Linked DNA regions of Homo sapiens: region 1 is linked to region 2. Evidence: read pairs that join two places in POLR2A ChIA-PET (ENCODE). Cell type or tissue: MCF 10A. All regions are shown on one strand. Each heading gives the region's core, and the rest is flanking DNA. Links, peaks and the distances in the headings are about the cores only.

The links. ChIA-PET counts read pairs that join two places held together with the same protein. Peaks named below come from ENCODE experiments on the same cell type or tissue, not always from the same donor. Only the 100,000 strongest peaks of a DNase experiment are listed, where the experiment ranks them.
Region 1: POLR2A ChIA-PET joins it to region 2 with 10 read pairs; 4 of 35 experiments call an interaction of 5 or more read pairs at or near these places.

Annotation. Positions count from the first base shown.
Region 1 is chr7:30,400,148-30,411,853 of GRCh38, forward strand. LINC01176 (long intergenic non-protein coding RNA 1176) reads left to right here. Exons shown (of 3, transcript NR_108081.1): 2 at 2,765-2,875; 3 at 3,455-3,908. Among named protein-coding and RNA genes, the nearest start is that of LINC01176, 15 kb to the left of the region's middle. In MCF 10A, for the core only: no CTCF peak of the experiment used is centred there; a DNase peak (open chromatin) is centred at 7,074.
Region 2 is chr7:30,288,286-30,298,028 of GRCh38, forward strand. The region is part of intron 1 of ZNRF2 (zinc and ring finger 2); the gene reads left to right. MIR550A1 (microRNA 550a-1) reads left to right here and starts at 1,509; the gene lies at 1,509-1,605. MIR550B1 (microRNA 550b-1) reads right to left here and starts at 1,605; the gene lies at 1,509-1,605. In MCF 10A, for the core only: no CTCF peak of the experiment used is centred there; a DNase peak (open chromatin) is centred at 2,196.

The sequences.
Region 1 (11,706 bases), core at 4,140-9,139, 120 kb after region 2:
GAAATGTGTTTTTATTTCTGTAGGATAAATACCCAGCAGACTTATGGCAAGTCTGTGTTTAACTTTATAAGAAACTGCCAAAATCTTTTTCAGAGTAGCGTTTTATATTCCCACCATCAGGATATGAGAGTTCTAGTTGTTCTACATCCTCACTAACAGCATTGTGGAGTTTTGGGCATTATTTATACATATTATTCTAATAGGTGTATAGTGGTATATCACCATGACTTTAATTTGCATTTTTTAGTAGCTACAATGTTAAACATCTGTGTTTAACATTGAATACCACATGCCATTTGAATATCCTCTTTAGTAAAGTGTCTGGTTTTGTACATTTTCTAATTGGATTTTTTGTTTTCTTACTGTTGTATTTAGAGTTATTTATATATTCTGGATATAAGGTCCTTGTCCGAACTGCGAATTGGAAATATTTTCTCCCAGTCTATACCTTGTATTTTCATCCTCTTAACGTGGCCCTTCTCAGAGCAAAAGGATTTGGTTTTGATAAAGTCTACTTTATTGATGTTTTTCTTTTATGGTCATGATTTTAGCATCATGTCTAAGAACTCCACCTAATCCTAGCCTATTAAAAGATTTATGGTTTCACTCTTCACATTTGGATCTGTGATCCATCTTGAGTTAATGTTCGTATTAGGTGTGAGGTTTAGGTTTAGGTTTGTTTTTATGACCAAGAATGTGCAGTTACTCTAACACCATTTGTTGAAAAAATCTTTTCTCCTTTGAATTGGATTTGCCCTTTTGTTAAAATCAGTTGGCCACAGTTGCATGGGTCTATTTCTGGACACACTATTCTGTTCCTTTGATCTGCATATCTGTCCCTCCACCAGGACTTCATTGCCTTAACTGCTATCACTGTATAGTATTAGAAGACTGAATATTGTGATTCCACCAGCTTTACTTTCTTTTGTGTTTTTTATGCTTTCATGTAAATTTGAAAATTTTCTCATATCTACAAAAACTCCTTCTGAGGTTTTGATGAAAGTGGTATTAAGCCTCTGGATCAACTTGAGGGGAATTGACATCTTCAATATGTTGAATCATCTTTCAATCCATAAGCACAGTTTGTTTCTGTATTGACTTAGGTCTTTTTAAGATTTTCTTCATGAGAGTTGTGTAATTTTCTCCGTACAAATCCTATGCATAGTTTGTTCAATTTAGATTGAAGTTATTTTTTTGGAGCAGCTGTATAAAGGGTTTTGTGTTTCTAATTTCAGTTTCAATACATTTGTTGCTAGTGTATAGAAATAAGTTCCATTTGTGTGTATGTGTGTGTGTGAACTTTGTATCCTGCAACCCTGCTAACTCACTTATTAGTTGTTCCCTTCCCTGTTTCCCAGAAGAGATGGTATAAAGTTACTGTTACTTATTCTTTTAATGTTTGTTACAGTTCAGCAGTGATACCATCTGGGCCTGGAGATTTCTTTATCAAAAGGTTTTAAACTGTTAATTCAATTTTTTTAGTAGTTATGAGACTATTCAAGTTATCTGTTATCTTGGGTGTTTTTATAGTTTGGAATTGGTCCATATCATCTAAATTGTCAAATTTATGTGCATAGAGTTGTTTGTTGTATTCCTTTATTATCCTGTAATGTCTGCTGGGTCTGTAATAGTATTCCTTCTTTCATTACCAATATTGATCATTTATGTCTTTCTTGCACTTTCCCCCTTCTTAACTTCCTGTCTCCCCTCCTCTCCTCTCCTCTCTCCTTCCCTCTTCTCTTCTTCTCCCCACCTTTTGTCAGCCTTGCTTGAGGTTGATCAATGTTATTGATCTTTTCAAAGAATAAACTTTTGCTTTCATTTTTCTCTATTGTTTTTCTGTTTTCAATTTCATTGACTTTTTACTCTTACGTTTATTCCTTCCTCCTACTTGCTTTGGGTTTATTTTGCTCTTCCGCTTGTAGTTTCTTGAGGTGGAAGCTTTGTTTTGGATCTGAGACCATCTTCCAATATAAGCATTTAGTGTTAAATTTATAAATTTCTCTAAAAGTGAAACTGCTTTAACTGCATCCCAAAGATTTTTATATGTTGTATTTTCATTCCCTTCAGTGTATTTTTACATTTCCTTTGAGACTTTCTCTTTGACCATTGGAGTATTTAAAAGTGGGTTGTTTAATTTCTAATTGTTTTGTGATTTTCCTGGTATCTTTCTGTTATTATTGATTTCTAGTTAGATTCATTATGAACAGATAATATATTTTTTATGATTTCAGTCCTTTTAAATTTGTGAAGGTTTGTTTTACATGACCCAGGATAGGATGTGGTCCATCTTGGTATCTATTTATTAGTTGCCAAGGCCATTTTTTCCTTGCTGAGGGGCTTGGCTTAGAGATAACTTACATCTCTTTTGCCCACATTCCAATAGTTAGAGCTAAATCATATGGCCACACCTAACTGCACAGAAGGCTGGGAAATAGATTTTAGCTGTGTGACTTAGAAGGAAATGGGAATCAAGTCTGGAAATTACATAACACTCTCTTGTTTTTGACTTTTTTAAAATTTTCTCCCTTTATTCCCATTCCCAATCCTATAGTTATTTAACTACATACCCTAGTGTATTTAATATATGTCCTTCTGATCTACCTTCTGTACATTGAATTAGATTTTTATGAATCTTTCAAAAATACCTAAGATTTCTTTTAGTTTTTTTTTACATGTTTATAAATGGTTATTGTCTGATATAGTTTGGATGTTGTATCCTCTAAACCTCATGTTGAATTGTAATTCCCTTTGTTGGAGGTAGAGCCTAATGGGAGGTGACTGGATCATGGGAGCAGAGTTCTCTTGGATGGTTTAGCATTATCCCCTTGGCGCTGTCTTTGCGGTACTTCTAGCAAGATCTGGCTGTTTAAAGGTGTGAGGCATCTTTCCCCTCGCCCTCTGTTGCTCCTGTTTTCACCATGTGACATGCCTGCTCCTGCTTTGCCTGCTGCCATGAGTAAAAGTTCCCTGACGCCTCTCCAGAAGCTAAGCAGATGCCAGCACCATGCTTCCTGTACAACCTGCAGAACTGTGAGCCAATTAAACCTCTTCTCAGGTTTTTTTTTTTTTTCTCAGTCTCAGGTATTTTTTTATAGCAGTGCAAAATCGGCCTAATATATTGTCTGTATAGCATTCTGATGATTAGTTCTTCACTGTGTATTAAGATTGACTTATGTTGCTGCATGTATGGCTAATTCATCCCTCTGACTGCTTCAGAAATATTCCACTTTATTCATATTTATTCAACATTTTACTTATCTATTCCCCCGTGTACTAAAAGTCAAAAGCATTACTAATTTAATAATGTCATATTTGTTCTTCTAATTATTTTTTGCTGCATAACAAAGCACTCCTAACTTAGTGGCTTACAATGATAACAGTCATTTATTTTATTCAAAAATCTGCAATTTGGGCTACAATTGGCAGAACAGCTCATCTTTGCTCCTTACAGTATTGGCTGGAGTTGGCGATGACTCAGCAGATCAAGGCTGGAAGACTCATTCTCGTCAGGTGGTTGACGTTGGCTGTCAGTTGGAACCTCACCTGGGGCTGTTTGCCAGAACACCTACACATGGCATGTCCATGGAGCTATTTGACTTCCTCACTGCAATGGCTGGGTTCCAAGAGCAGTTATCCCAAGAGAACAAGGCAGAAGTGCATGACTTTTAGAATCTTGTCTCACAAGTCACACAGAGTCACTTCCACCATCCCCTGTTGGTCAAGGAGGACATGAAGGTCTTCCTAGGAGCACGGGGAGAAGACAGACTTCTACCACCTGTTGGAAGGAGTGTCAGTGTTACATAGCAAGAGAAGCACATGGAATGGGATGTATTGTGATGCCCATCTTTGGAACAGACAATTTGGCATATCTGTGAAAATTAAAAGTCTGATTTGGATATAACAAATGAGACTGATTAGCAAAGATGTCTAATTATAAAAGTTAAAGTTAAATTCCAAATATACTTTTTTTTTTTGCCAAAGACCAAAGACTAGGTTATAGCCAAGGAATTCTGGCTCCCTATATCCCTAGGCTTTTTTTATTTTTATTTTTATTTCTTTTCTGAGATGGAGTCTCGCTGTGTCACCCAGGTGCAGTGGCACTGTCTCGGCTCACTGCAACCTTCACCTCCTAGGTTCATGCGATTCTCCTGTCTCAGCCTCCTGAGTAGCTGGGATTACAAGCGCACACCACCACACCTGGCTAATTTTTTGTATTTTTAGTAGAGATGGGGTTTCACTATGTTGCCCAGACTGGTCTTGAACTTCTGACCTCATGATCTGCCTGCCTTGGCCTCCCAAAGTGCTGGGATTACAGGCGTGAGACACCGTACCCAGCCCCTAGGCTTTATTTCTAAGGTTATCAATACCTTCTTCCCCTTGATCCTTATTTTTTATGTGATCAACATAATACATGAGATCAACCAGTTCAAGCAACACGATTACAAAACCTATGCACACCTTGAGTGTAATAAAGAGAAACAGAGCTTTTTTCTCTTTAGAAAATATATCACATGAGAAAACAATAGTAACTAGTTCTCAACCTCTTTATCCTTTTCTTTTGCGCCGCTGGCCAGAAGATCTCTGATGTATTGGGCATTCTGACTAGATACCTTCAGTATACACATGACTATTCTGAAAGCTTATTATCTACATCACTAGAAAATAGATCCATAACTTTTGCAGTCCTTGTGCCTTTTTCTCTGAACTTGTCTCTCCTGAGACTCTATTAAATACAATGGTGCTTGAGGAAAACACTGCCAGAATAGCTCTGCCTCTCATAAGGTGATGTAAGAAAAATGGGAAAAGTGTTCTAGCAAAGTGGTCATGAAAAGATTGTAGTGAGTTCAACCCTGTCAAGTCCTGATTTATGTATATCATTTTACCCATTTCTCTTAAAGTCCAGAAAGTTCATACCCAAATGGATGAAAATGCTGATCACTCTTCCTTTTAACTACATAAAGCTTTCACCAAGGCAGAAAATCACAGCTAAAAAATTAACATAAGATGGACCAACCCGATTTGTTTCTTTTCTTGAATTGCTAAGCCAAGACGAGATGAGTGTTGGGCCTTTGTTTTTATTTTTTAATGGGTAATTTCAAATATATATGAAAGTAGAGAGGATGGTTCAGTCATTCCTCAGTATCTGTGAGGGATTGGTCTGAGGACCCCCTGTGAATACCAAAGCCTGCCGACACTTAAGTCCCTGCTATAAAATGGCACAGTATTTGCATATAACCCATGCACATCCTCCCACATACTTTAAATCATCTCTAGATTACTTGTAGTACCTAATACAATGTAAATGCTATGTAAATAGTTGTCATACTGTGTTGTTTAAGGAATAATGACAAGAAAAAAAAATCTGTACATGCTCAGTACAGACACAACCATCATAGACCTAACTACACTTTTGATCTGATTTGAATCCGCAGATGCAGAACCCTACAGAGGGCTATGTAGTGAAATGCCCCACCCATCCCCTAACTTCAGCAATGACCAACCCATGGCCAATCTTGTCATCTGCACTCATCCCCAAATTTAATATATTTGGGGATGTCATCTGCATCCCCAAATATATTAAAATGTATTTAAAGCAAAACCTTGATATCATTTCATCCATAACTGCTTCAATGTGTATTTCAAGAAAGGGACTCTTTAAAAACATAACTACAATACCATTATCGCACATTTTAAAATTAGCAGTTGTGGAGGCAAAAGGTGTGTCTATAACTGGGGAGAATGAAGCAAAGAATATAAGTGGACATAGAACACGAAAAACAAAACAAAAGACTGAGTCTCTGAAGTCCTGAAAGGGGTTCCAGTCCACAGGTCTCCCTTTGATGTTGAGAGTCACCTCATCTCTTTGTATCATTCTAATCCCTTCTTTTTGTATTACACTGAGTTGGACTTCAGTAATTTTTTTTGAGACAGTCTTGCTCTGTCGCCCAGGCTGGAGTGCAGTGGCACGATCTCGGCTCACTGCAAGCTCTGCCTCCTGGGTTCATGCCATTCTCCTGCCTCAGCCTCCCAAGTAGCTGGGACTATAGGTGCCCGCCACCAAGCCTGGCTAATTGGACTTCAGTAATTTTAATTTGGAAGCATCATGGCTAATACTACTGCTATCTGGACAGCTTAGTGTTACTCTTCCCTCCATATTTTTTGATTTGTTTATCATACCATTCAATTTAGTTAATGCCAGTAGCTACCGTTTATCGAACACCGATCATGTACCCGGCACTCTACCACGTGTAGAGATTAAACTACACCAATTTCACAACAACCCAATGAAAAAAGTATTTCCCTATCTTGTAGATAAAGAAATGAAGGTCTAACTGGATTAGGTAATATTCCCAGGTTAAACACTTAACAAGTGTGGAACCAAAATCTCACGCAGATCTTTCTGGCCCTCAGCCTGTTCCCACTATGCCATGCTGCATCTGACAAACGTGATTTTTATTTTCTAAAAAAGCCAGTACAATTCTGTGGTGCCTGCTGTTCATCATATTGTTTCCTCATCTTCCTAGGCGCGCAACTACTCCTTCATGGCACTTAGCCTTGGTCCCGTGATTGGGTTCTAGCCTATGGAATATGAGTAGGAGACATGTCATGTTTCTTGGCTGGGCCCAATAAAACTTCCCATTTGCTGTCCTTTTTGCTCTCTCTGCTTTTGCCGTCTGGCTGATGATGCCCAAGGTGACCTTGGGAACCACACATTGGCGATGACAGACGGACATCCTGAGTCTCTGAGTGACTGTATGGGACAGAGCCGCCTGCCACCAATCTGAAACCTCTTTGGACTGTTCACATGAGCAAGAGATAAACTTCTATTGTATTTAAGCCGTTGTATATTTAGCATTCTATTTATTATTACAGCAGTTAGCCTTCCTTAACTTTTATGTACTGTTTCAATTATCTTTTACTGGGTAACAAACTACCCCCAACATTTAGCGACTTAAAACCACAGTCTTAAATTAACTCATGATTCTGTGAGTCAGAAATTTGGGCTCTTGCCCCTACTTGTTCATGCGGCTACAGTGAGCAGGTGGGAAGCTGGGGGCTAGTTGGTCCAGCATTGCCTCACTCACATGTCTGGAAATAGGTGCTGGCTGGACTGTGTGTCTCCAGCAGGCCTGCCTGAGATTTTTCACATGTTGGTGGAAGTGTTCCCAGCAGCAAGAGAGGGCAAGCCCCAATCTGCAAGTATGTCTCAAGCTCCTGCTTGCATCGTGTTTGCCGATGTGCCATTATTTAGTGAGTCACCTGCGTAGAGGGGAGTATGATTTATTGGGGACTATTTACTGCAAAAATCTGCCATATGTACAAGAGTTAGGCAAATCATTTACGTATATACAACATATTAGTCACATATTTAATACCAGAGTCCCACTCTGAGACTGTTTTCATAATCCCTGAATCAAGTTCTATTTAATAATGTAATCGTTTATTTTTTACTTTTCAGGTCTATATATGAGAATAAAATAATTACCAATACATCATACATTTAGGTTAGTAGAATTGGGAATTAAAGAAATGAACCCAGTTTCATCTTTGCCATTAACATTGAGCTCCCTTTGTTTTAAGTCAGATGCAGTTGCAGTAACCCTCCCTAGACTCCATAACCCTCTTGAGCTACTGTCATATCCTGTCCCTTCCATATCATATTTCTTTCTTTCCTTTTTTTTTTTTTTTTTTTTTGAGATGGAGTCTTGCTCTGTCACCCAGGCTGGAGTGCAATAGCGTGATCTTGGTCACTGCAACCTCTGCCTCCCAGGTTCAAGCGATTCTCCTGCCTCAGCCTCCTGAGTAGCTGGGATTACAGGCATCCACAACCACACCTGGCCAATTTTTATATTTTTAGTAGAGACGGGGTTTCACTGTGTTGGTCTTGCTGGTGTCAAGCTCCTGACCTCAGGTGATCCACGGGCCTCAGCCCCGCAAAGTGCCAGGATTACAGACATAAGCCACTGTGCCCCAGCCCACATTGTATTTCTTGAAGGATATCCTCATCTTCCAGTTATTTCTCAATCCTTTTCAGTCTGGCTTCCTTGCATTAATTTATGAAAACAGCTCTTATGAGGGTGACCCATGACCTTCCTGTCACTAAATCCATGAGCATGAAACTTTCTTACTGGTGGTTGACTTCTTCTCAACACCACGCCACCATCCGTCTGCTTTTCCTTCAACCTTTCTGGCCTTGTCTTAGTTTCCTTTGAAGACTCATCCTCCTTTACCTTGTCTTTAAGTGACAGAATTCCTCAAGACTTCGTGCTTGGTCTTTTCTCACTCTACTCTTGCCCTAGGTTGGCCTCATCTTTGACCATGTCTTCAATACTATCTATATCCTGTTGAGTCCCAAACTTGTTTCTCTACCTCAGGCCTCTGTTATGCCCCAGCCCTGTGTATCTCCAGTTGTTTATCTCACATGCACCTCAAACTCAATTTATGTCCACACCGGCCCTGTGCTTCCTCCTCATTCACCCTTCCCTCCAAACAAAATCCAGTTCTTTTCTAGTAGTTTCAAAATGACCCCACAATCCAAAAGCCCGTGAATCATTCTTGACTCCCTGTACCATCAGTGCCCCCTGTGCCATCCTTCACCCATTCCGGTGGTGCCCCTTTCTATTCTGGGAAAATCTCCCACTGTGAGTCATCTGGGTGGGTGACTGCCCCAGCTCCCACTATGAAAGACAAAGGGGCTAACATCCTCCCTCTCTCTGTCTCCTGTCAGCTAAGGCATTGCCTGTGACCTGACCTTGGTTGATTGGCTGTGTCTGCCAAGAACTTTGAATATTAAGAGTAAAACCAAGACGGTACTATTAGAAGTCATTCATGAATGTATCAGTGGAGTACTGGTGGTGTTGATCCTGCTTCCTGTATTTCTTAGCCTTCCAGAACTATCTTGGTTCCTGCCCCCCCCACCACATTTTCCATGCTGGTGTGCTAGCCCCCAGTGGATTTATCCTATAAATGCCCCCATTTGCTTAAGATACCCAGAGAAGGATGTTGTTATTTGCCACCAGAGAAGCTGTGACCAATATAGGCACTGATGTTCCAGGTAGATTCAGATGCCATCACAAAATTTTCTCCACTAATCGGCGACCTAGCCACAGAATGCACAAAACAGCTCTCAAGATCTCTGCATGCAATATCAGTGCCTATGGGTCCCTGTGGCTATTTCTTAGTGCTGCCCATGAGCCACCATCATCTCTGCCTCAACTTCTGCGAGAGCCTCCCAGCTGGTTGTCTCATAAGGTCCTCAACTTCATACTGCAGCCAAAGCCATCTTTTCGGAATGTAAACCTGTTGGTGCCACTCCTCTCTGATGAAATCTTTCAGGGGCTTCAGATTTCTGTGAAAGACCAAAATTCTTAAACTTTTTTGACCTTTACTCGCAATAAAGACAGTTTATATTGAAACTCAGTACACTTGATGTATATTTTATAAAAGTGTCACAAGACAATACTTACCCTTTATTTGATTAACAAATACTTGCATGGCAGTTACTGATTGCCAGACACTGTTCTTGCTGTGCTGTGAATAGTAACTCATCTAGTCCCTGTAAGAACCCATGCGATGCACATGTTCTTATGACCACTTTAAAGCTGAAGCCACTTGGGCACAGAGAGGTTCAGTTGCTTGTCTGAGGTTGTACAGTTAATGAGTGGCAGTCTGGGTCCAGACCCGTGCTTTTCACTGCTTCTTGGTGCTACTCTGTGGTGGACTCTGATATTCTATTCTGTTTCATTTTTTAAAAACAGAGGTTGGGCGTACACCCCATTGCTTTCACAACCTCCTAGCAGGTCACAGTATACAGTTTAAGAAACACTGGCCTGTCTTGGGGTGGGCCCTTACCTTGTATTTCCCAGCTCCACCTGTGCTGTGCTCCTCCTTGAGTTCTATGATCCAGTTTTCATGGCCAGGCTCCTCGGAGCCATGGGGCCTTGGCCCATGCTGTTCATTTACTGAACCTCACTGTCCTCCCTGCAGATTGTGTCCTTGATTTCAAGGGAGAACGGTACGCCTATGATAGGCCCTGAAAGCCCTTGCACCTTTCCTTGGGCACTCATCATGGTTGCAGTTTGGCAGTTACCCACTTGGTGGTTTGAATAAATATATCCATCTTCCCCACTAGACCGTATGTGCTGCGAGTGTAGGCTCTCTGCGTGTTTTTAGTTCACTGTTGAGAGAGGTGATCTGCCCTGAGTCCTGAGCATCCAGCACATTCTTGCTGGGTAAGCACACAAGGCGAGGCCCTGACCACTCTACTCAGACTGCTTCTCAGCAGACATTATGTTCGCAGCAGACAACCTTGAGGATAAAGTAGTAGCTCCCTCCAGTTCGGAGAGCAGACTTGCTACTGCTTGCTATAAAATGGCAGGCTCCTCAAGCTCAGTGTTCTTCAGCTGCCATGCAAAGCCACTGTATGTGTAGCATCCACCTGTGCCCCAGCACACTGTCTTCGTGGGCTACGGGGCACAGGGGCTGATGCAGACATGCTCGTGCTCATGTTGTCTACTGTTCTGTCGATCATAAAGTCCTGTGCTTCTGACCCAGGAGGCTTGCGTCCTGTGCCAGCATCCACAAAACAGTAACAGTCTAACTTACTAACTTGCAAGTAGGGTAAAAAGTCCAGACATGACACTAACCATTTCCTATCAGCCAGCACAGTACCTGGCCTAAAGCAGATGTTCAGTATTTATTTGTGAAACAAATGGATGGTTGGATAGATAGAAAGTAGATGGACTTTGAGCTCTGCTTAAGGTGTTGCAGGGATCAAACCCTTTCAGAAATGCCAACCATACCCTGGAATGATTCTGGAACTGTGGGGAAGACAATTGAGGAGAAATGAAGATTATCTTGACCTGAAGTTTCTCATCCTTTGTGTTTCTAAGTAGAGTTTTTGGATCAGCCAGCTCCTCTTCTGATATTAAACTATCTGACATGGGTAGTCCTGTGAGACAGTTGCGTTTTATTCTGAATTGCCTGAATGAGTCTGATGTCCCCAACACCTAGCGAAGCTCAGCAATGATGCATGGGGTGGGCTGATGTGGGAAGTAGGCAGCCCGGAGTGGCAGAGGCCTGGGTTCTATTTTAAAAGGGAATTCTGGGTATCACTGGGTCTCTTAGAGGGGGAGTTAGGGAGGGGGAACTGGAAAGTGAGAAAGGGAAGTTTGCACAGCAGCAAAGCCAAAGTTAGCCTCAAGTTCTCCCCAAAGGCCAGGTGGCAGTAATTCGGGACATGTTGCAGAAATTCATCTCTGAAGCAACTGGGACCAGAAGGCTTCAGGCAACAACTGTCCCTGCTAGGAGGGCCTGTTCCCCTTTCACAAACAGCACTGCTTTTCCTAATATAAGCACAGTTCTTGCACATAGATAAAACTGTCTTTAGGATAGAGTGAAAAGAGAATAAGAATGTTAAATTTATAACTATTAAGATGTATTGAAAGTTGAATAATGTGCAGAAAGCAAATCGCTCTACACAGAAAGAGAGGGTGATAGAAGGGTTCTTGGAGACAACAAGCATGAGAAGACTTATCTAGGGTTTGATGAGATTTTCAGTAAGAGCTTTATCATCCCCACAGGGGCAAAATTAATTCTTGGGAGACAAAAAGGAACTTAGTTATTCGATGGTTTGTGGCCTTCAGAGGGTTGCAGTTGTACATAAACAGAAACACAGTATATCAGTGGTATTAAAATTTCAAG
Region 2 (9,743 bases), core at 146-5,145:
AAGGATTATTTCAGAATTAGTGGAAAGTTCGTATTGTTTTTTGTAAAACTGTTGTTTTAATTGTTGTTTATATTATTAACGTCTCCTAATAAGAAAATGTGGTACTAATAAGATTCAAAATTATTCTCTTGTGAGCTCTCATGTAATTTATAGAAAATGAAAAACAGTCCCCCCCTTTTATTTTTAACACTTAAGAGTCTAGCAAGTGGAATTGTTAGTAGTTCTCTCATAATGAATTGCCACATTGAACGAGGAAGTTTTCTGTGTTGGTTTTATGTTTTGATGTCATTTGGACATCTGTTTTGGCTATATACACTCTTATTCTCTCTAGAGAACTGGAAGAAAAATGCCTAATCCAGATATTTCAGTGTGTAGAAATTTCCTAGAATTGAGTTGCCAGACATCAGAATGTGATTATATTTATATAGGAGTTTTTAGGTGAAGTAAATCTTGTCCTTATTATTCTTTTCAGACTGAGGAGTGTTAAAGTGAACAGACGCTTTCTTGACTACTGCTAGTGTCGTCCATCACCTTTGTTTTAAAACAGGTCTTAAGGGTATTTCCTAATATTTAAAAATGTTGATGGTATTTTAGGGTTTGTTTGGCTTTAATTTACGTCTACGTTTTTTTTTCCACTGTCAAGTAGCTGTTGTTCATAAGAGCATAATATGAGTGGTCAAATAGCCTTTAATGATGCAGCAAGGATGGGGTAGATGAATTGGGCTATAGAAATATACCAATACATGGAGATTATTTCCAGAGAAATCGTGTGGACTTCTATAATGTATCCTTGAGTCCAGAAGTGAAAATGTAAAATGACTTAATCTAAGACAACCAGTGGTGCTGGGTTGCTTTTGGCCTCCTGATTTTCTTGAGCTTTTTTGGGTGTGGCTTGCTCATGAGTATTTCAGTAGTCTGATTGTAACTCAGGTGCCTTGCTACTTGTGAAACATGTTTTCTTATATTGAAGGAGTGTGGGTTATCTCTTAAAACTGAATATGTTGAATAAGACCTGTATTTCTAGGAAGATTTCTCTTAATTTTTAAGGCAGATGTGAAGTTTTATGGTGTTAGGTTATCTTCATCAATTAACCATTATGGAATCGGTCTCAGTTATCACTTCTTACCAATATCAAGTGCCAAAATGTTTGAATTTGGGATATTGTAATTAATCTATTTCCTATTCCTGAATGTTATTTTGTGCCATTGAAGGCTTTTATGGGGAGTGGCCGAAGAGGAATGTTTGCCTCTTTCTAAGAAAAATGAGCCTTCTAACCACAACCCCTGCCACTCCTGAAGTAATAAGAATTTTGGTGGTTATTGTTCCTCACTTGTAATTTCATACCTTCGTGTTACATGTTTTGCTGTGTGTAAGTGTGGCCTGTGTCATGGAAGTTTCTGCTTTGGGAATTTTTTGGAATTATTCTTGACTGCAAGGTGGGGAGGATTGGTGAGTTGCACAGGGCATCACCTGATCTGAGAGCAGCGTGACCTAAGAACCTGGTATTTTGATGCTTTGCTGGCTGGTGCAGTGCCTGAGGGAGTAAGAGCCCTGTTGTTGTAAGATAGTGTCTTACTCCCTCAGGCACATCTCCAACAAGTCTCTTGCTCTCCTCCAATTTGATCGCTTTGCCTGGTGACCAGTAACTAAGTTCTTCTGATTACCAAATATCATTAATGAGATATCAACTTTTAAACTATTTATTATTATTTGGGTTTTAAGGAGAATTGCCCTAATATTAAACTTATTACATGTAGTATTATGTATAATTGGGTATATTGGCAAATGTGTTAAAAGAGAGTGTAGGAACTGCTTTATGTAGCAAATTACTTCCTAAGTTTTATGTGAATATTCTTAAGAACTGTTATTTGAAATGTTAGTCTGTGTTTTAATTTTGCATGTACATGACATTTATTTGTTAAGAAATTGGACAAAACATAGGCCTTTTTGTGAACAAAGGGTTCAGAAATACCTTAGGTTCTGATTTTATTCGTTTTCTAAGCTGCTTATTCACAAATGACTGCAAATTTAGTGGTTCTAAGCAACACGTTTATTGCCTTGCAATTTCTGTGGGTCAAGAGGCTGGGCACAACTTAGCTGTGTCCTCTTTAAGACTGCAGTCAAAGTGTAGGTCAGGGCAGGGTTGTTATCTAGTGACTCAACTGGGGAAAGGTCTGCCCACAGACTTCCTTGGGTTATTGGCTGAATTTATTTCCTTGTGTCTGTTAGGTTCAGAGCAGCTTGCTTCTTCAAAGTAAGCAAAGGAAAGGTGAACTGGTGCTATGTTCTTACATAATCGTGTACATGTAATCACATACAACCCATTGCCTTTGCTGTATTTCATTCATTAGAAGCAAGTCATAGGTCCAGTTCACGTGCAAGGGGAGGGAATTATACAAAGGTTTAAACACCAGGAAGTGTAGGAATCAAGAATAGTCACATCAGTTCTTTCTGCCACATGGATTATAGATAGATTGACAGCTGAACATGTAACTTCTTTTTTAAACTCATTTTAATTTACTTTTAAAAAGTTGTACTAATGCATATGGTTAAGTATAGCATTAATAAACATGAACTTAACCCCTTTTAGGGGCTGGACATTATAGATACTGAGGGTACAAATATGGAGCTTCTTTATGCACTGCTCAACTCTCCATTGAATTTGAGAGATGGATATATGTGATCATTATACAATGCAACAAATTCTGTAATAGAACTGTTAACAAAACACTTAGTGAAGTATCTTTGTCTAGGCTGGTCAAAAAATGCTTCACAGAGGAGGGTACGTTTGAACTGTAGTTTGAAGGATTTAGAAGTTGTACGGAGAGAGGGCAGTACAGACTAAAGAAAAATCCACAAAAGTGTGGGTTTTGATAGGGCATACTGAAAAGTTAAATATGTCTGGATTGTAGGGTGCATAGAGGAATGATGAGAACCTGAAGCTAGAAAAATAGAAAGTGGAGCCAGTTGAAAGATTTTATAGTGCTGTAGGTTTGTTTTATCTAATGAAGTTTGAAAGCAGGGGGAGTATCATGATTAGGCCATTGGGCACAATTAACACTCGTAGTTTACATGGATGGCAACCTTCTCTAGTGGTGCAGACTTCAGGCTGTATGCAGCAACCCTGATCAGGATTCAGTTCTTAAGGAGGAGAGTGTGATAGCAGGAGAATAAGTTAGGATTCTTTTAAAATATAACTGATAGAAGATGCCTATGTTGAAAACATGGCATTGGTGAGGGAGAAGAAAAGTTAGATTTGATTGAGATTTCTAAGCTAGAACTGATAGAATTGACCTGGGTACATAGTGATGTCTTTAACCAGTATTAAAGATGAAAAGAACAAGTTTTAGGAAATGATAATGAGTTCCTTTCAGGCCTGTTAAATTTGAGTGGCTACAGGATTTTCATCTGGATAGAAGTATACTTTAAGTGGTTGGAAACATGAGTCTCTAATTCAGGATATTACAAAAAACTGAGAAATCAATTTGCAAGTTATAAATGAATCCAGAAAGTGGATAAGATTACTAAGGGATGAATATAGATTGACGAAGGACAAGGATGGAATCCAGAGGAGCAAGTATTTTAAGAGACAGGGAGAGGAAGAGGCCAGCAGTTAGAATTCAACCAGAGGGAAAGGAAGTTTTTTAAAAACCTGGGTTTTTTTTTAATTATAAAAATAATACCTGTTCACTAGAGAAAAACTAACATACGGAAAAGCAGGTATAAAAATCGCAAATTGCTTGTAATTTTACCACCAGAAATAACTGTTAATGTCTTTTATATATGTATTTGTTTTAGACACAAAATTTGGAACATTCATTTTTATATTGTTTTGATTTTAACCTTTCTGATGTTCTAATACAAAGTTTTAAAGCTACACATTTTCCTCCAAGAATTGCTTTACCTGAATCCCACTGATGTTGAAGTGTTCTTGTTAACATTCAGTGAAAAATGTATTTTAATTTCCCATATGATTTCTTCTTGATCCATGGGTTACATATTCTTTGATAACATGCTGTTTCCATTTCCACCAGTTTCTAACATCACATTAAAATTTTTTATAACATGATTTTTAATTATTACCCAGTATTCCAAAAATCACTCAAATATTTAATGAGGACGCGCTTTTCCGGACACTATTCTGGGGGTACAGCAGTGAAGAAATAAGATAAAAATCCCTGCTTTTAGGGGCCTTATTATTCTATTTGGGAGAGATAGTAAACAGACAAGTAAAATACATAGTGTGTTAGGGCATTGAGTGTAATGGAAAAAAAATGGAGTGCAAAGGCTGATAGAGATTCTGGGGTGGAGGCCTATCTATAGTTGCTATTTTAAATCGGGTTTTAAGGATGACCTCACTGACAAGGTGACAATTCAAGCAGAAAGTGAAGGAGCAAGTCATGAGGATCTCTGGGGTAAAAACATATTCAGGCACAGGGAGCAGTAACTATAAAGGCCCTGAGGCATGAGTGTACCTGATATGTAGGTTTACTTACAGCTGGAGTGCAGAGGGCTGTAGAAGATGAGAGCATAGTGGGGTGGCATGAGGTTGGGACAGAATCATAAACTGCCTCATAACCACTGACCTGTGGTTTGCGGCTTTTGTTTTAAAGAGGGATGGGGAGTATTTTTGTGCAGAGGATTGACATAATCTGACTTGGGTTTTAAAGGATTACTCTGGCTATTGTGTGAGGTGGCAAGAGTCAGCAAGGAGGCAAAAATCCAGATGAAAGATAACAGTGGCTTGGACTGGGTGGCAGTGCTGGAGGTGCTAAGCAGTGGCCAGATTCTGCATATCCCGTGTTTTGAAGATAGAGCCACCTGGATTAGATGTGGAGGTATGAGAGAAAATGAAGAGTCAAGGATTTATTTCGTTGTTCCTTATGGTTGAGCATTTTGTTTGTTTGGTACAGATGTAATAAAATACTGTTGCCATGAACACCCTGGTAAGCAAATTTTTACATTTTTTTTTTTTTTTTTTGGGATGGAGTCTTGCTCTGTCACCCAGGCTACAGTGCAGTAGTGCGATCTTGGCTCACTGCAACCTCTGCCTCCCAGGTTCAAGTGATTCTTGTGCCCCAGCCTCCCAAGTAGCTGGGATTACAGGTGTGCACCACCATGCCTCACTAATTTTTGTATTTTTAGTAGAGACTGGGTTTTGCCATGTTGGCCAGGCTAGTCTTGAGCTCTTGGCCTCAAGTGATTCGCCCACCTCAGCCTCCCAAAGTGCTGGGATTACAGGCCTGAGTGCCCGGCCAGTTCTTAGAAATTTATCAGCGACATGGGATTGCCAGAAACAAAGATACACTTTTGTTCAAGGCATTGGATCTTTATTGCCAAATTGCTCATTAGAGATGGAAACAGCTTCTAGCAAGGTATAATCTTTGGGACTACGTAAAATTTTTTAACCCATAAAAACTTGTGAGGTTTTTGATATTTATAAGTGCAGATTGGTGGATATATTTCGAGTAATGTCACCTATCAGAGTCATTATTTCATTCAGGGCTCTTTTTTTAGCGACGAAAATATTAGTGTGTCAGAAAATTATAGATGTATTCAGTCATTTGAATTTCATAAGTTCCGACCATGTGGAATATCCTAATTTTTGCTTGAATTGTGATTAGTCTGTAATAGTTCTTTAATTTACCTATTTATATGTGAGCTGAGGAAAAAAAGAAGAATGAAGCCATGCATACATAATGGGTTATTTATTTTTATTTTTATTGTCTTTTTTTTCTTTCCTTTTTGTGGAGAACAGGGTCTCGCTATATTGCCCAGGCAGGATTATGTGTAATATGTTTCAGAGAGCCAGTGCTCAGTTTGAACAACACATTTTGCTATTTTTGTTGGTTTTTAATTTTTTCTACTGTTACCTCTATTCTGTTCGTTCTCATTTTGTAAAGTTAATTTTGTTCTTTCTCTTAGCTTCTTTTATTTTTTATTTATTATTTTTTAATGATAAAAGCGTTTAAGGCTGTGTTTACTTCTTGTTACATATAGTCACTTCCCAAAGCTTTGGATACTTACCATTTTCATTATCATTGAGTACACATTTTTGTTTCTTTTAAAATCAGTTCTATCGGGGAATAATCATGTTAACTGCATTTCGATATTTTCTTTTACTTGGAAGTTATTTTAAAGTGTGGCTTTATTGTGGTGGTCCTTACTAGTACCCTTTCGTTACTTCTAGTGTTAATTTAGAAATATTGCACCGTGGCTGGGCACTGTGGCTCATGCCTGTAATCCTAGCACTTTGGGAGGCCCAGGTGGGTGGATCATCTGAGGTCAGGAGTTCGAGACCAGCCTGGACAACATGGTGAAACCCCATCTCTACTAAAAATACAAAAATCAGCCGGGCATGGTGGCAGGTGCCCGTAATCCCAGCTTACTAGGGGGTGCTGAGGCAGGAGAATTGCTTGAACCTGGGAGGTGAAGGTTGCAGTGAGCCGAGATCACACCACTGTACTCCAGCCTGGGTGACAGAGCAAGACTCCATCTCAGAAAAAAAAAGTATTGCACCATGGTCAGAGAATCTTAAGCCTTTCAGTTGTAAAGGATAGAAGCATAACTCAAAATAGCATTAAGTGGAAAAACTGTATATTGTTTCAAATTATTGAAAAGGATCCTAGGGTAACTTAGAGAATTGAAGGAACAAAGGCAGGACCCAATGCCCCTGGAGCTGAAATTTAGAGAGAGAGGGAGGGGGACAGAGAGAGAGAGGGAGGGAAGGAGAGAGAGAGAGAGAGAGAGAGAGAGAGAGAGAGAGTGTGTGTGTGTGTGTGTGTGTGTGTGTGTGTGTGTGTGTGTGTGTGTGTGATTGCAGGTGTCAGCCACTGCCCCCAGGCAGTATGGGCCTTCTTTAAGCTGGGGCCTTGAGACTCTCTGTACTTCCAACTACATGCGATCTTTCAGGCCTGAAGGGAGTACCTTTCTCTACCTCCAGCAGAAAGGACTCAGATTAGCTCAGTTTGAGTTCCGCATCTGTCCATAAATTACAAAAGCAGAGATGGGATGCACTTTATGTCCAGGCTGTATTCTGTTATTATGGGGAAGAGTTTAAGTCTTCAAGTCATGTTTCTTGGGCTGACCTTAAGCAAGTTGCTTAGTTCCTCTGTACCTCCGTTTTCTCATCTCTAGAATCAGGCCAGGTACAGTGGCTTGCACCTGTAACCCCCAGAACTCTGGGAGACGGACGGGGGCGATCGCTTGAGCTCGGGAGTTCGAGGCCAGCCTGGGCAACATGGTGAAACCCAGGTTCTACCAAAAATACAAAAATTAGCCAGGTGTGGTGGTGCGTGCCTGTAGTCCCAGCTACTCCAGAGGCTGAAGCAGGAGGATCGCTTGAACCCAGGAGGCTGAAGTTGCAGTGAGCCAGGATTGCACCACTGCACTCCAGCCTGGGTGATGGAATGAGACTCTGTCTCAAAACAAAACAAAAACCTGCTTTTGTAGTATTGTGAGGGTTAAAGTAGTCCACATACTTCATATCTCCGTACTTTTAACTATTGAATGAACCTCTTCAATGAATGAAAAAATTGAAACATCCAAGATTTATGCCGCACTTCCAGTCTCACCCTCCTCAGAAAGACCATGTGCTTTACTCTGATACCGTATTCCTTTCTCTTCCCAACTGCTCAGATTTTGCAAAAACAATCCAGTTTTCATTATTTTTATAATGTGTCTTCCTTATATTTACAAAATTCTCCCCTGAACATTTGAATTGAGTTTTTCAGCACATTTACTATGCCAAACACATGGTAAAAACTTTGTAAATATTGAATGTTTCCCAAAATGTATTTGATAACTACATTATTATGTTTTAAGGTAAGATTATTATCAAAATTATTGTCATGTTTAAATTATATATAGAAATGTATTGCTCTAGAAAGAAGTGGTAGGTTATGTTTTTATTTGTATAATGTAAATATAGGTAAATTAATTTTTGAACCAAATAGGTATAATATAGATTGTACAAATGGAGGCAGTTATAAAATTGCCTTAGAAGTAAAATTATACTGTGCTTATAGCTCTTTTATAATCATTTGAATGTGTTACAAAGTGTTATCAATGTGAGCGTGTTTTGTGGGCGGTTGGAGATGGTTGGAAGGATGGTTGATAAGGTAGGTCAGTGTTTTCATTAAGTGTGTGCTGCTGCTTCAGGGCAGAGGCTGAAAAACTTAGATTATTTTAGTTACATGATTTACTACATCTCAGGCAACCTGGATGACTTGGCATTTACTAAAGCAATTCACTGCTTTGCTGGTGCTTCAACACCCTTCAGTCTGAGAGCCCTGAAGTCTTGATTTGTAATTCTCCAGATTTCCTGTCTATCATAGCACTTCTTCAAAAACAGCATATCTGGTCACCTTGAAATCTCAGTTCCTTAATAACTCCTTTTGTCCACTCTTCCTACCACCTTACCGTACGCAGAGTTCTTTGGAGGATTGCCATTAGTTTCTTTAAAACAAAATAACTAAAATTAAGAATATTTAATATTATTATTGGCCACTTTAAGTGTCTTTATAAATGTTGAACTAATATAGTTACTTTCATATAGTAATGTATGTGTTAGGAAAGTTACTTCATAAGCACTGTCTCTTTTGAGCCTATGTCATAAGAAGTCGGTGGTAGAGTAGATAATTTCTTTAGCTGTTATCTGGAGATGAGACTTAGAAGTTAGATCAACCACTTGTAGTATTTTAAGTGTGAGTTATTCTGTATTTTAGTTGTGAAGTGTACAGAATCTAATTAGCTTTTAATAATTCAGAGTCCTTTTCACACTTGGCTGCTTTTCTTTTCCTGTACAATTTTGTGTTTTCTCTTTTGTCTTTTAAAAATTTGTTAGTTTAAAAATTGTTTAGTTTTACAACCCTCCCTCATTTGTATAAATCTCCTCTCAGATTATTCATATGATGAGTATTGCCTGAATTTCATTTTCTTGTTAAAGTCTCTTTTGAGACCCTCTGACCTACCCTGTTCCGAATTGATTATCCTATGAGATCTGTCTTTTTTCATCATCTTGGAGATTGTATTTGCCTGCCTCTCTCTTATGTTCAGTTTCCTGGTTCCTTGAATTTATGTGTCTTCTTTCTTGATGTTCTCCATTGTTTTTAGCCGATACAATTTCATAGTTCCTACTGAGAAAGAATATGTGTAAGGTAAAATTTTTTTGAGGCTTCCATTCCTGAAAATATTTTATTTCTGCCCTCATTTTTGATTAGTACTTTGACTTGATATAGAATTCTAGGTTGAAGTTATTTTCCCTGAGAATTTAAAATGTGTTGCCTTGTTGCCTTCTGGCTTCTAGTGTTGCTGTTGAGCACATAGATGTCATTATGGTTTTTGATCCTTTGTATGAAAATTTCATTATTACATGTCTTGGGAGGGAACTGTTTTCATTCATTGTGCAGCATATTTGGTAGGCTCTTTGAGTCAGCTGCTTTCTGTGATTTTTTTTTTTTGCCATTTTTTTCTTTGATGACTTAGATGTTGTACACCTAGAGTAATCCTTTGCTTTTTCTTTTTTCTCTTCAATTTTTGTATGTCTTTGGTTTTTGTTCTTTTTTTCTCTTGAGGGATTTATTTATTTATTTAAAGACAAGGTCTCGAGGCTCTGTCACCTAGGTTGGAGTGTAGTCGTGTGATCCTAGCTTACTGCAGCCTTGAACTCCTGGGCTCAAGTGATCCTCCTGCCTCAGCCTCTTGAGTAGTTGGGACCACAGGTGCATGCCACCATAGGGACT